Linked DNA regions of Mus musculus: region 1 is linked to region 2. The links are chromatin contacts, found by Hi-C or POLR2A ChIA-PET in ENCODE. All regions are on one chromosome and are shown on one strand. The core of a region is the stretch at or near the end of the contact, and the rest is flanking DNA. Distances in the headings are between cores, read along the strand shown. Region 1 holds the start of Shmt2 (serine hydroxymethyltransferase 2 (mitochondrial)). Region 2 holds the start of Arhgef25 (Rho guanine nucleotide exchange factor (GEF) 25).

Region 1 (7,300 bases), core at 662-3,161, 330 kb after region 2:
AGGCTCTGTGTTCCTCGCCAGACATGGGGCGGGACCAGAAGCAACATTCTCAGAAACTCGGCTGCCATGACGGGTGGCCCCAGTAGGGCCGCCTGTCCACTCAACCCGTGCTTCCAGGTTCCTCTTTCTTCTGACGAGAGAAGGAGGTTAAGGAAGAGATGAGGACGCTACATGGCTCTAGAAGCTTCCCAATGCTCAAGCCCCATAAACTGGTCCTGCCTTATGCTTCAGAGGACAGTATAGAGAAGAGGGAAAAGGCCCAGGAAAAAGCTCTTTTGAATCTGACAGGGAGGCGTGGAGAAGTCACTACCGTGACCGCAGGTGACGTGGTGTTCCCTGCGCGCACCGTAGCTCGCGCTCTTTGACCCATATCCTCACGTCCTACCTCTGAGGCGATGAGCTCCAGGCCGCGACACTGTCTGTCCTTCTCCCTCTGCAGAAGCTCCCACATCTCAGGGTCACTGTCTGATAAACTCTCCTGGCCCGTCCAACCTCCAGCTGCTTCCCCAGCCTGCGTCTGGGCCACCTTGCTGTGCTGGGCCCGGGCAGCCATGCAGACCAGCTGACCACATCTCTGCAGAGGCTCAGGGCAGAAAGGCCAGGGTTAATTAAAAATTGTCCAGATCTCTTCTCCCAGCTGCCCTCAGTCATGGGTACAGATCGAGCCCTCTGGCTAAGTACGCAGCCTGGTCCGGCCAGCAGTCAGTGCTCTCTACCCCCACTTTCATCTTGAATAGCAAGTTCTAGAGTCAAAGGTTCAGATCATTATCCAAAGGGCAGTTTTGGTCAACTCTAACACAACGCATCCCTAATCACCCTGAGTGACTCTGCAAAGTCACAGAGCAAAGCTTGTGCCCCAGAAGCCCATGTCCCTCCAATTCAGGTGAGAGACACTGCGATTCCAGAGTCTCCCCACACACAGGAACAAAATGACCATCCTAAGGTCCTGGCTGCTCTTGTGGGGGACAGCGGTTCATCTTCCAGCACCCACAAAACAGCTAACAACCATCTGTAACTCCAGTTCCAAGAGATCTGATGCCCTCCTCTGACCTCTGTGGGTACCCAGGCATGCACGCAGTGCACACACAGTGCAGTTAAAATATTCATAAACATAAGAGGTGGACTTCCTGCAGGGCCTCCGGACATGAATACCTCCATGAGAGAAGATACCAAGCTAACAGGGCTTAACACCAGAGGCTTTTAAAGGGTGGTTTCCAGAGCAACCTTTAAAAAGTAGGAGGATAGACTTTTAAGCAGTTCTTGGAAAGAGTTGTGTACTGGCGGGAGTTGGGGTAGGCTGAAGGTGTTTGCCCAAAATCTTAATTTTATCTCACACTCACAGACACACACACACAGCACCTCGCTACCTCCTTCCTGCCCACACAGCAGCAGGACCCTTGCGTGATGAAAGTACTGAGGCTCGGTTGCATCATCTCCATAGCTCAGAGCTGGCGGGAAAAATTCAACTAGCGCATCGAAGCCGGGAACCCCACTTGTTTGCTAGGATATTGTTAACACAGCGTCTGCGGACCTTTACCTTAAGAGTCGTGTCAACTGGGTGACTACAAGACCCTACCTAGGTCGTCTGATCGCCAGAACTAGGGGCCCAGCCACCGCACATGTGCTGTCTCAGGGATTTCCTGGTTAAGCATCTGTTCCCCGAGGCCCCAGAACACGTGCAGCAAGGAGCCAGGAGAACCCCACTTTGGGTGGGCCTTTCCACTGATCATCCAGTAAACAGAACCCTGTTCTTACCCGAGTGGTCCGAAGCAAAGAGAAGGATACCATCGCTACAGGAGGCACAGGAGGACTAGCCACTAACTCTGTATCGGTGTAGTACCGGGGTCGAAAACCAGCTGCTCTTAGAACGCGTGCGCGAGAAAATTGCCCCCGTGAAGTTCGAGTGAAAGAGGCGTTCCCTGCGCATGCGCAGTACTGGGTTTTTTTAAAAAATTGCCTTCTGGGAATTGTAGTTTTTTACTTTGCTCTTTCCCATCTATACAAGTCCCGGTATGGAGAGCTTTGCCTGAAAAGTTCTTAGACTTAAAGCTCCTCCATGTCCTTTCTTGAAGCTCTTCAGAGTTTCTGTTTTGTTTTTCCTTCCGGTTTTCCAGGCAAGCGCTTTTTGGTTTGTTTGTTTGTTTGTTTATTTTCGTGTGGTTTATGCCTACCAAGCATATCTAGCATATGGTTCTCAGGGAGATTTAAAACATATTTAGAAGATAAATACACACAGTGAAAGCAGATATAGTTTGAAAGGGTAAAAGACTCAAATCCTTGCTTTAGGATTACAACACAAAGTCCTCCGTTTCTTCCAATGTTAAACCATGACATTGTCATTCCAGTACTAGGGAAGTGGAGACAGAGAGATTGAAAGGTCAAGGCTAGTAGCCTCAGCTACATGTGAAGTTAGAGGACAGTGGACCTCAGATGAGCCTGTCACACTTTGCCCACTCCAACACAAAGAGCTTGTAGAAGGGATTAAATGAAACTTCGCATTCGGACGCTGGCTCCGGTGGGTTGTCCTCTTCCCCTGACTCACAGCCTGCCTCCTCTGTGTCTATCCAGCTGTCAGGTGAGAGCAGAGTAGCCATCCCTCCTCTTCTCACACGGTTTGCATTCGTTTCTTATTTACATCTCCCTTACTCCCCAGCAGTCGCCCACTTCTTTTTTTGTTTTTGTTTTTTTTGGGGGGGGGGTTGTTTTGTTTTGTGTTTTGTTTTTTTGTTTTTGTTTTTGTTTTTTGTTTTTGTTTTTTGAGACAGGGTTTCTCTGTGTAGCCCTGGCTATCCTGGAACTCACTCTGTAGACTAGGCTGGCCTCGGACTCAGAAATCTGCTGGCCTCTGCCTCCTGAGTGCTGGGATTAAAGGCGTGCGCCACCACCGCTTGAGGACATCTTCTTAAGGCCTCTGCTCAGAGACACACAACCAAACCTCTTGGGGATTCCAGGAAGCAGTGGTTTTGAGAACCATTGGCCTCTGATAGCCATTTTATACCTTTACTCATTCAGTAGACATTTAGCCATGCCTTAGCCCTGGAGACACAAGGGGCTCACTAATAGTGACCCAGACAACACGAAACACTTCACTTTGTTCTCTTATACCCAGATAAGAGGGAGGGAGGGAGGGAGGGAGGGAGGGAGGGAGGGAGGGAGGGGGGGAAGGGGGGAAGGGAGGGGGGAGGGATGGATGGAGGGAAGGAGGGAGACAGAGACAGAGACATAGCCCTGTGAGTCAGGTTTTGGTGGTGGTTTTTGGGTTCAGTTTTTTTGGGGGGAGGTGGGGTGGAGTTGTTTTTTGGTTTTTGGAGACAGGGTTCCACTGTATATCACTAGCTGTCTTGGAACTCTCTGTGTAGACCAGGCTGGCTCAAACTCACAGAGCTCTGCCTGCCTCTGCCTCCCCAGTGCTGGGACTGAAGGGGTGTGCCACCACTGTGCTCACTGTGAGGTCTTTGTTCTGTTTCCTTTTCAGTGCTAGAGATAGAATCTAGGGGCTTATGTATGTATGCTGAGTGTTTTGTTTGTTTAAAAGACTTATTTACTTCTTTTATGTATAAGAGTACAATCTTGCTGTCTCCAGGCACACTAGAAAAGGGCATCAGATCTCATTACAGATGGTTGTGAGCCACCATGTGGCTGCTGGGAATTGAACTCAGGACCTTTGGAAGAGCAGTCAGTGCTCTTAACCGCTGAGCCATCATATCTCCAGCTGTTTTATTGAGGAGTTGCAAGTGAGGAGACTGAGGCCCAAGTCCACTGATTTCAGCCACTTTAAGCATTTCTACCTGGATCTCACAGAAGGCCTGAATGTCTCTTGATGCTAATGTATTTCTCATGACAGCCTGGCTTCTCTCAACAGGCCCTGAATGAGGCAATCACTGGGTTCTTCCTCCCATCTTCCTTCTCTCACACCACTGGCTCCTTATCCTTCCCACATGTGTTTGATTATTGAACCTAGGGCCTTGTGCATGCAAGAGCTACATCCCCAACTCCAGATGTTTGTGACCGGGTGGGGTCAGATCCATCTCTTACCCAGAGTCTGAATGAGCTGTAGGCAATCCTGTGGAGGACACTGCCCTCTTCTTTTCCCCGTGGGCACCTTTACCAGGGACTCCAATGAAGTCAGGCTTAAGAGGAAGAGACTCTCTGTGCCTCAGCTTGTCTGCACCCCCCAAGCCCCAGTCAGGGGGTCCCAAGGGGAGGGGGGCTGCTGAGCTGAGAACTACTAATGAAGCCGCAGCCAATTAACGCCCGGGCCAGGGTTGGGGGCGGATAAAATTAGCAGCCAAGGCTGCAGGAGGGAGCTGAAGGCGGGGGTGGAAAGGGTGGGCAGCTGGCTGAAGGGGGCTGTTCGCTAGCTAGCGGCTACCAGCAGGGACTCCGCCCCGCCCTCCAAACCTGCGTTGGTCCCTTCCCCCATTACCTCGTCCCAATGCTCCCTCCCGCATCCGTCTGCAAACTCAGCGCCCACGAAATTAGGAAGGAAAAAGAAGATCGATGACTCCAGATGCTGCAAACACCGTTCCCCTTCCCTCCCAACCTTCCCCTTCCCTCCACCCCGGTGGAGCTTACCAGGTTGTCAGCGCTCTGCCTACGCTGTCCCCGCTTCTCCACCCCACTCAAGGTCTTAAACCTCCTTTCCCCTAACTCCCCCAAACAGACTGCCGGAAGTCCCACCTCAGGTCTAATCCCCATTCAATCTGCCTTCACTAGCGTCTTCCCACTTTAGCTAATCCCCACCTGGGCAGACTCTAACCCATTGGTTGCTCACTCCTTGATCAGGTCTGAAATGAAGCCCAGGGTGCTGCGTCTGCTAGTCTTTGACTCGGTTTCCCCAATGGGCGGCAAGGTGAGGTGTCCAGGCTAGCTTCTGCCAGACAAAAATCCACACCTGCCCGCCCCGCTTTCCTACAAAGGTCTTAACACAGGCGAGTATTGGATTTCGCTTTATTTTGTTCCCTCCCCGTCTGTTTTGGCGTTGAAAAAAAAACAAAACAAAAAACAAAAAACACCGAGAGGAAGCAGCCAGAGAGGGCAGGTGTAGCCGGACTGAGGGCGGGGGAGGGAAGGGGTGGGCAGAGCACAAGGGCCAGGCAGAGCCCCCTGATCAGGACTTTTGCTTTAGCAAGGTTAGGAAGAAGGCAGGACTGACATGGGGCACGCAGAACGGGAGAGGATTGGATGGGCTGGGCGCTTTTAGACATTTACAGTCTTAGGGGAGGGGAGGACCAGGGCTTGGGGAAAGAGTGCCAGGCCAGGAGCCATTAATACTGCGGCGTGGGCAATACGCATTCGTAGGGAACCCTAAGAAGACCTCAAGCCCCACCTATCGTGGGGCTATGCTCTTGCCCCTGCAATTTACCGTTTGAAAAAGACCACCCCAGCCTCAGGGACACTCGGTACCACAAGGAAATAGAGGGCCACACTGGCTGATAGTCCCGGGGAAGGCTGTTTTTCTCCACCATAGTGGAAGAAGTGGGGGCAGTCACAGGAGCACGGGGTATACAGGGAGGGGTCCCACCTAGTGAGACTGCGATCTGGTGGGAAGCTCGGGGCCCAGGACAGGGGCGTTATCCAAAGTAGGGGTGCTCACTCTGGAAGTTATAGTCTGGGCACACCTTCTGCACCAGTTTGTAGTCAAAACTGAGGAAGGAGACGAAGATACAGATGACTTTGAAGGGCTTGGCGCAGAGCCAGGCGGCCTGGCTCTGCGTGTGCTCGGTGAAGCACACCTGCGACGGGTCGTACAGGCACGGGCGGTGCTTGCGAGCGCGGTTTGTCTTCTCATATTCCACGTGGCAATTAAAAGCGCGCGACTCTTTGGCCCCAGGAACTCCTAGCGCGCTTCCGAGTGGGCCGGCAAGTGCGCCCCCAAGGTTGCTCCCCAGCCCCTGCCCCGCCATCCCCAGAGGGGGCCCCAATCCAGGAAGCACCCCTTCAAGTGCCAGCGTGGACTGTAGAGGGTGGGAGGCAGGCCCAGGCAACCAGACGCCCCCGAACTCCACACGCTTGGAGGGCGGCACGATACTGACGCTTAGGTTACCCAGGCTGGACGAATTGTGACGGAAGTACACACTGAAGGTACCGTTCACATGGTCCACGATCTTGCCGGTCACCAACAGCGAGAACTTGAGGGTATGCACACGAAAGTAAAAGTCCCCCCAGCCGAAAATCTTCTTGGCTCGGGCCGCTTTAATGGATGGCTTCCTCTTGGTGCGCGGCACGGACGGGCCACCGGCTGTCCCTGGCTTGGCCAGCGCCCCGGTGTGGTTAGCCGGCCAAGCCCAGCTCCAGGAGCGCGCCATGCCCAGGCCCTCGGAAGATGCGGGCGCTGGGAGCTGCTGGCCGCGGGCGCCCCCTCCGGCCATGGCGGGACGCAAGTCTAGGTACTGGGGCCTCCCGGACTCCACGATCTGGCCACAGACAGCCTGTGTAGGAAGAAAGAAGAGAGACGCTGGCTGGGCAACCCACAGCGGTGGCTCAGGAATGTGTTCTGGGGTCAGACACTGAAGCCCTTTCAAGCTCTGTGATCTTGGTCAAGTCACTTCGTGTATCCAGACCGTAGCTTCTGTACCTGGGAAGTGACCTGATGGACCCAGGGTTGTCACAGAGCTTCAGGGTGGGCGCCAAGACAAAGCTAGCTTTGGTGTGGGTGGGGAAAGGTAGAGTCCCTTTCTGGATAGTCCGGCCTGTAATGGTCTCAGTGGTGGGCCTGACAACCAACTGAGACCCTTGTAAATCCCTAACACCCGGCATCGGTGGTAAAGAGATAGGAAGAGCTCTATACTTTATCTTTCCCGGAGGGGCCTCTAAGAACCAACTGAACAGACAATCCCAGACCATGGGTTGAAGCTTGCAGAATAAAGGGCACTCCCCCTGTCCCCAACCCTTTGGCTTGGAAGGGCTGGAGGAGTCACCCTGCCCGCCCATGGTGCTGGCCTGTCTCAGGTGGCCGGGGATCTGGGAGACAGCACTGATGCTGATACAAGATGGATCGAGAGGCGGGAGCGGCTGGGCCCGGGCCGGGCCATCAATTATCTTGGGGTGTGTGTAGAGGGGGTGGCCGAGAGTGAAGGAGCAGAGAGCGAGCGACGGGAGAGTGAGAGGAAGAAATATGGAGATGCCGCTCTGGCACAGGGAGTGGGAGGGAGAGGAACAGAGCGCGTCAGAGTGTGTCAGTCAGCCCGCACTAGACACCACCGGCAGTGTGGCCCTGACAGCTGCCTGCCAGTCCCTTGGGAGAGGCAGTTCCATGTGTGCCTGGGGTGGTTGTTATCCCGAAACGGTTGTGTATATG
Region 2 (7,439 bases), core at 4,515-7,014:
CAGCCTTCCCTCATTCCTCTCTCCAGTTAAAGACCCTAAAGATTCCTCTTGCCCCAGAAGGAAAGAAAGGAAAGTAAGAATGAAAATTTGGAAAGTCACACAAAAGGATAGTGGTGGAATAAGGAAATGGGGTGGGGGTGGAGACAAACGCCCTCCACTTTCTGCCCTAGTAGGAAACTATTCCCCATACCTGTGTATCCAGGGGCAACAGCACTCTGGACACCTCCCCTCTGGGCAGAAGTAGCAGGGAAGGGAGAGAGCCATTGATGGGTGTGTGCATGCTGGCCTGGGCCAGGTCTCCAGGCCGCATTCTCCCAGGGCTCCCTACCCAAGGCCCTCCTGGTCGCCCCAGGCTATTGGTCTGGCTCTCACGTCTCTGGTATTCAATGGGTGACTGTAATGCTGGGCCAAGGGAAGGAACAGAGATGTATTACAGAAGAGACCGATCACTTTCCCTGCCTCACCTTCTTCCTCATTTGGCCAATGTAAGGTGCTTGGAACTTTAGAGGGTTTCGGGTGGGTGTAGGATGGAGAGAAGTTAGGCTCAAAGAAGCAAGGGTTGGAGACTGCGTGGCTGGGGAAGGGGTTCAGGAGGTCAGATAGCTTTGGGAGCCTCTGAAGGGAGAGGATGGGAGCTTCACCGTTGAGAAAGTCACGCTGGCTTTCCAGGATCTGGGCCACTTGCTTTATCCAGGCTTGACTGACAGCAGGGTCTGAAGCCTGCAGAACGTAGCGCTGGATCCCACCTTCTGGCCCTCTAGAGGTCAGCGCAAACCGGCAAGGGTTGCCTTGGAGATTCCCCTCCAGCCCTAGGCAGCTCACCTGGATTGGCAATCAGAGACAGCTCTCAGATTCTGCAAGCCCTTCCACCAGCCCCAAAAGCCTGAGCCTCGCGCCATCCGGTCCGCTCCCTCCATATGCCCCGCCCCATCGGGGCTGCTTTCTCCATACTGCCCCGCCCCACCTTCCCCCTCGGTCGGCTCCCTCTATATGCCCCGCCCCACCTTGATGCTGTTCTTGTACACGTAGCCAGGCTGCGCGCCACCTCGGCCTCCTCCTCCCAGGGCCTCACTGAAGATGATGATTTGCTCGAACAGGAAGACACGCCTCTCCCGACCCCGGGAAGAAAGCAGACCCCCAGCTTCAGGCTCTGTAACCAAGAATGTGTCCTGGCCCAAGAGCTTCCCCTGAGCAGTCAGTTTTCCCTGGAACCGAAGGACATGGCCTCTGAGAAGGCGCAACAAGAGTTTGAAAAGAGAATCATCAGCTTCTCTCCCCTCCCCCACGCCAACACGCCCAAGGAGGTAATTCCTCATAAGGATCCAGACTACTAAGACCTGAGCTCAAGCGCAGTTCACTGCTCTGCCCCGCCCCATTCCCGTACCTCAAATCCCCGAAGTCTCCCCAGGGACATCATATCATTGCATCGCTTAGGTACGAAACACATGACCTCCACAGCTTGCTGGGACACAGGTGAAGAGAGGCGTCATTGGACAGATTCGTTACTGGCAGGGAAGCTCCTTTTGAGAGAGCCTCTCCAAGAATCCCCACCCCGGGGGCCTCTCCCTGAAAGCAGACATCCCTGAACCACCCTGAGACTGTGGTACCCACAAGATGAAGAGGATGAGGCAGATACAGTGTCCTGGGGACCTCACCTCCAGCTCTTCAGTATCCTTCCCAGCTCTTCTGTAATACTTTAGAAAATCCTATAACATAAAGAAGAAAGCTCTGTAGAGCCCGTCCCCAGCCAGCTGTATCCCCAGGGAGAAGGGTGATCCTGTTCCCAGCTCTGCCCCCCAGAGACAAGGGTAGTTTTGCCCCCATGGAGAAGGGTGGTCCTGTCCCCAGCCATGTCCCCAGGGACTAAGGTGGTCCTGACCTTCAGCAGCAACTGGTATTTCATGATTCGCTGCACTGGTTTAATGAGGAGGTCATTGAGCTGCAGTCGGTGTCCCAGCTGCTGCCTCAGCTCCTGGGGACAGGGACAGGGACAGGGACAGGGCAGTCATGTAGCCTGAAAAGTCTATTCACGCTGATCCTGTTCTTCTTTCCCCCAAGGCACCTCAGCCACTGACCTCAAAGTAGCTGTCCCCAAACTCTGACAGCACATGCTCTGACTTGGGTTTATTCTGGCAGTACACCACATACATATGCAGTCGGCGCTCCTAGCAGGGATCACGTTGAAGAAAGTGGGGGTGGGTGGTGACAAAAGAGAGCCCATCTCCACAGAACCCAGACTCACCCCAAGCCCTTCTTCCCCTGTTAAGGCCCAGCCTCACATGTTTGATGAACAGCTGAGCCAACCAATCGGGATCTTTCAAACACTGCTGCAGCTCCTGCAGGAAGTAGCTGGAAGAGTTGTGAGAGGGAGAGAAGCACCTCACACACTCCTCAGAGCGCTCACCTCCAAACGTCCCAGACTTTCAGCTACACGCCCTAGTCGCTCTCCCTACAAAACCCCAGTGGCTCCTTGAATCACATCGGACCCATGGTTCCAATACGGAGTCTAGGATAGACTACCAGAGAGCGCTCTTCCCCTGCGCCTGGCTCAGGGCTCCATCACTCACTCTCGGTGCCACTCATAGATCTGCTGAATGTTCCCAAACACAATCCTGTCACGACCTCGGAGACTCTCAGGTACCCCCTGAGTAGCCATGGTAGCCATGTAACCCTGTGGGAAGGACGAGATGGGACTATGATTACGTAAGCTCAGCCTCAGGTCGGCCCTGCACAAAGTCCAGAAGTAGAGGGAATCTGTAAAGTGACCAGAGGGAGCGACCTATCTGAAAAATATCCCCAGGCAGAGGGAAAGGGTCAGTGGGCCACGGCTCGGGAGGAGAAGCGAGAACTACCTCTACGATCTGTCCCAAGTCGTCCACATATGTTCTTTCTGTTTCCACCAGCTCACCCAGGACAAACCTAGAGAGCACAGCATGCCTTCACTTTAGAGTGTGGCTACATCCTTAGTTTAGCCTGTTCTTCTTGCACTAAAAGAACATCACCACAGCCCTCTCAGAGGGCAGTAAAATGTGAGGGATCTTGGGGAAGTTCAACCGAAGTGCCCTGTGAACTTACATACTCCTTTCCAGAGCCATCTTCTTCTGCTCTTCCTCATTCTTGGGAGCTTGGGACAAAGTTTCCTCTTCAGCTGGCTGGAAGGTAGGAAGTGGACAAACAGAGGATTGAATACCTTTCACTAAGAACCTTCTCAGATCTATTCTTTTGATGGTTTTAAGACCTGTTTGTAGCCGGGTTGTGGTGGGGCAGGCCTTTAATCCCAGCACTTGGGAGGCAGAGAGCAGGTGGATTTCTGAGTTCGAGGCCAGCCTGGTCTACAGAGTGAGTTCCAGAACAGCCAGGGCTACACAGAGAAACCCTGTCTCGAAACAAAATAAAAAATTAAAAAAAAAAGGACTTGTTTGTAGGGTCTACATAGGTACATCATCTACATAGATAGAGTCTATGTAGTTCTGGCTGTCCTGGAACTTGCTGACCTTGAACCTACAGACATCCTCCTGCCTCTGCCTCTGGAGTGCTGGGATTGAAATTTATTATTATGATTATGATGATTATTACCATTTTTACATTATGGGGGGCCATGTGTAGATACCCACAGAGACCAGAAGAGGGTGCTGGTGGTTTAGAGCTGGAGATACTGGTAGTTGTGAATCATGTGACATGGATGCTAAGAACTGAGGTTGGGCCCTCTGGAAGAGTGGGCAGTATCCTTAGCCACTGAGCCATGCCTCTGGTCCCTCACTGATTGATTTTGAAACGTGATTTCATACAGCACAAGAGAGCATGGGACTTGATCTGTAGCTGAGGCTGGCCTAAACAGGTGCCTGTCACACGCCCAGTTCTATTTCTTCACCTGTGCCTTGTCTCCAGGACCCTCCAGCAATGTAGTCAGTAAGGTCAGTTCGGGCAGCTCTTGTCCTGTGGTTAAAGTTGGCTCCAGCGTCCAGTTCTGGACAGAGAGAGATCAAGGGCAGACAGAGCCAGTGACTGAGGTGGTCAACAGTAGATGGGTTCCCCAAGGGCCAGTGACCCCAACCTGCACTCTTTCCCAGGGTCCTTCTTCTGTGGGACTCCCTGCTCACCTCACATTGTCCGGTCTGACCACTCTCTGCCTCAGTTTCCACACTGAGACAATGTTTGGAATGATCCAACCATCTCCTCAGGCCAGTTACTGGTCCAGGGGGAATCGGAGAACACGGATCAGAGCTGAGGCCAGAGCTGGGGCCAGACAGGGCAGCCAGCCCCGAGACAGCAGACGCTGACATGCTCCCCTCACTGACGGCAATAGAATAGGATTCTGATGGGAGGAAAACGACATGAGTGGATGGACTCTGCCCCCCACCTCGGGAGTCCTAGGGGAACCCCCATGTTGTCCTCTCCATGATGTTCAGCCCGTCTCCCAGGGTCCCCTCATTTGCCACCCTCCTTTGGGTTGGCCAGGATAGAAATCTTTGCAAAGGCACTCTGGGGAGGAGGGACAGTAAGCTCCCAGGCCCGTGCTCCTCCAGTTCCATGTGAAGGTTCCCCATATCCTGAGCATAGCACAGATATGCGGGTGGGGGCAGCCATCTGGGCAGACACTGGAAACTGGGGGTAGCCATCTGCTTCCCTACAACACTCCCCCTTGCAATAGGTACAGACCATTCTCCCGGAGAGGGGTGAGAACAAAAGAACGAGGCTGTCTGCCACCTCCAGCCCCTCTCCTCCCACTCCAGTAATTACTATATATATTGTTTTGGACAGCCCCCCTCTCCAGCGCATGCACATACCCAACCCAGGGGGCAGTGAGGACAGCTCAGCGGGGCTATCTTTGGCCAGCAATTGGGAAGAGCTGCAATGTGAGTTCTTATAAAACCCTTTACAGGTAGGTAGATACCCCTCGCCCCACCCCCAGCCCACCATTCCTCTGCTCCCTTTTCGGAAGATATTCAGCCAGTGTGATCTGAGACACAAGGTTCTGGGCATCAGGCGATCACCAGAGAATTTTCCCTCCTGGCTAGCTGACTAAAGGAAAGAAATGGGTCCTCTGACCCTTCCTCAACTTCCTCAACTTGAATCAGCAGGAATCTAGAAGTGGAAAAGGACCTTAGATATTCTCTGTTAAATCATTTTTTTTCTGGAAAACACCCGTACATGCTCCAGCCCTAAAGCCCTAGGGCTAGAGTAAGCAGATGCCCTAACCCCAGCTCAAGCTCAATGCTGGCCCCCTCAGACCTCGCACTCACCACGTCCCCCCCGGGAGAAGCAGCAGCCGCATTTTGCCAGCACTTTTCGAATCACACGGGGACAGGCACAGCGACCCCCTTTGTGACCCCCCCGCATGGCGCCCGGGGCCCCCCGCACCCCCCACCCGGGCCGGCCATGCAGGGGGAATCACGGGGGGCGGGGCGGGGCGGGCGCAGGGCGCACACCCCCCTCCCTCCCTCCGGGGTCCAGGCTTGGAGAGGGGGGGAGAAAAAGGATGGGAGGCGGGGGTCCAGGAGTAGACGGAAGTCGAGGCAGGGGAGTCTGGAGGGAGGGCCGTGCGGGGCTGGGCCGCGGAGTTGGGCGGGGAGGGTTTCCGGAACCCCGGCGGTGCGGGGCCCAGGGTCCAGATGTCCAGCCAGAGGAAGGGGTGATGGGGGAGGCCCGGCCGGGATGCGACAGCCGCTCCAGCTCCGTCTCCGGCCTCGGCTTAGGGGTGGCTCTAGGCCCGGGCAGGGAGGTGCGGGGGCCGATTCCCAGAGCCACTGGAGCCGCGCGGGTCCGGGCCGAGCGGCGAGCGGAATAACAGGCCGGGCCACGGTGCTGCCGTGGGGCGGGGCCTCTGCGGCCAGGCTCCGCCCCTCCGCGCTTCCCCAGCCCCCTCCCCCAGGCACCTCCACGCTTGCAGTCCGGGTCCCCAGACCTCCGCCCCTCCTCCCAGGCCTGGGCTCCCTCTAGCATCCCAGCTGCAACTGCGGGGCTCTGGGTTGGGTGGGCGTGAAGGCTGGAGGTGGGTCTGCCTTGCTCGCCCCTTGGACTCTAAGATGAAGAATTCGCAGGATGGGGCCTTGTTGTGTGTGAATGGTTCTGAGGTTCTGGCTGTCTCCCCCGCCACCCCTCACCCCCATGCCCCGAGTAGGGCTTGTGTGCCTGGGGAACACTTTGTAGGGAACACAGCCCAGGTGCCGCCCTCTCCCCCGACCCATCTTTCCTCCAGGCCCCAGAACTCCAGCTAAAACTAATCACCAATTAAGGCGAAGTCCGGGCGCCTGGGCTGGCCCAGGGCCAGGGGTGGGGCGCGGGGACACTCCACTCCGCCTTCGGGGGCTCGGGACCCGCCGAAGTGAGGACACACATCGGGCTAGAAGAGAAGCGTGGTGTCTGCGATTTAATGGTCCCATGCAAATTAGGCGCAAGCCTTTATGCTAATATGAACAGAATCTATCTGAAGTCACCACTTTGCGCAGGATGGCAAATTGTGCCCCACCCAAGCCCAGCTTCTTACCGGGCTGCGGAGCCCAGGCGAGGACCTCAGGTTCGCGCTGCCCTGTCTGATCCTCCTCGATACAATCACTCTCTGTCTTGGTACTCCCAGGCCCTAAGGGATCTCTCTCCGGGGGCTGCCGAGACAGAGTCACTGTAAGGACCCTTTCCTAGGCTGCCACGACCTCCCCCTTCTTCTCTCCCTCCTGTCAAAATACACATTACTCTGAAAGCGTCAACCAGAACTTGGCATATGGCCCTCGTAACTGAATTTATGGATCCTTGCGACTGCTCCATATAACTTTTGTTTGCGGGGAAACTGAGTCGTGGAGTGCAATTCTCCTAAAGTCCTCTAAAGACCCCCCCGACCCCACCCGCGGTCCCTCCTCCTTACCCCCTCCTGCCCGGGTACGGCGCATGCGCGCAGCATGCCACCCATGACCCCCAGTATCCGGTCAGTGCGGCCAGGGGTGGGGCGGTCCGGGGGCTTCATGCTGGACCCCTACCCTGCTTCAAGTTTCAGGGCCGAGGGGCCACGGAAGCTGGGGGGCTCTGAGGCCTGCGTGCGTCCGGGGAGTTGCTACTGCCGAATCCGCCCCCCTGCCCGGCTCCGCCCCGGCTCCCACCGCAGCCAAACTTCTCAAAAGGGGTAGGGTTGTTCCCTTCTCCACAAACGTAGCTGAACCACAAACAAACCCCTCTTAATCCTGATTCCATCAATCCAAGTGTGGCCTAGGGCTTTGCAGGGTTATTGCAACGCCCAGCGTTAGCTCTGCCAGAGGAGAGTGACTCCTAGGAAGAGAAAGGGTCCATTCAGGCATGCAAGGAATCCCCATTACCCCATCTCCTCAGCGGGTCCACACCCCACCCCCACCCTGTCCGAGGAACAGAAGACGGGTGTGGCATAGAGTTGCATATTTCACTTTATTTTTATTAAATTAAAAGCTACAGTCTGGCAGCAATTCCAGATTTGG

The links. A loop is a pair of places that touch in the nucleus more often than their neighbours do. ChIA-PET counts read pairs that join two places held with the same protein, here RNA polymerase II (POLR2A).
Region 1: a map of T-helper 2 cell shows a loop between it and region 2 (2.5-fold over the local background). The contact joins the promoter of Shmt2 here to the promoter of Arhgef25 in region 2. A Hi-C loop is called at or near these places in 1 of 37 maps with a recorded cell type or tissue (T-helper 2 cell). POLR2A ChIA-PET finds 5 or more read pairs at or near these places in 1 of 5 experiments (embryonic stem cell).

What each region holds. Positions count from the first base shown.
Region 1 is chr10:127,520,533-127,527,832 of GRCm38, forward strand. It overlaps Shmt2 (serine hydroxymethyltransferase 2 (mitochondrial)), which reads right to left and starts at 1,912. Exons shown (of 12, transcript NM_028230.4): 1 at 1,756-1,912; 2 at 386-583. The coding sequence starts at 1,788. It overlaps Nxph4 (neurexophilin 4), which reads right to left. Exons shown (of 2, transcript NM_183297.2): 2 at 4,941-6,431. The coding sequence ends at 5,574.
Region 2 is chr10:127,183,008-127,190,446 of GRCm38, forward strand. It overlaps Arhgef25 (Rho guanine nucleotide exchange factor (GEF) 25), which reads right to left and starts at 5,765. Exons shown (of 15, transcript NM_001358557.1): 1 at 5,244-5,765; 2 at 4,101-4,315; 3 at 3,872-3,967; 4 at 3,076-3,152; 5 at 2,853-2,919; 6 at 2,568-2,671; 7 at 2,280-2,349; 8 at 2,076-2,165; 9 at 1,880-1,972; 10 at 1,656-1,706; 11 at 1,385-1,462; 12 at 1,005-1,205; 13 at 642-822; 14 at 191-402. The coding sequence starts at 5,340. It overlaps Dtx3 (deltex 3, E3 ubiquitin ligase), which reads right to left. Exons shown (of 6, transcript NM_030714.2): 6 at 7,371-7,439.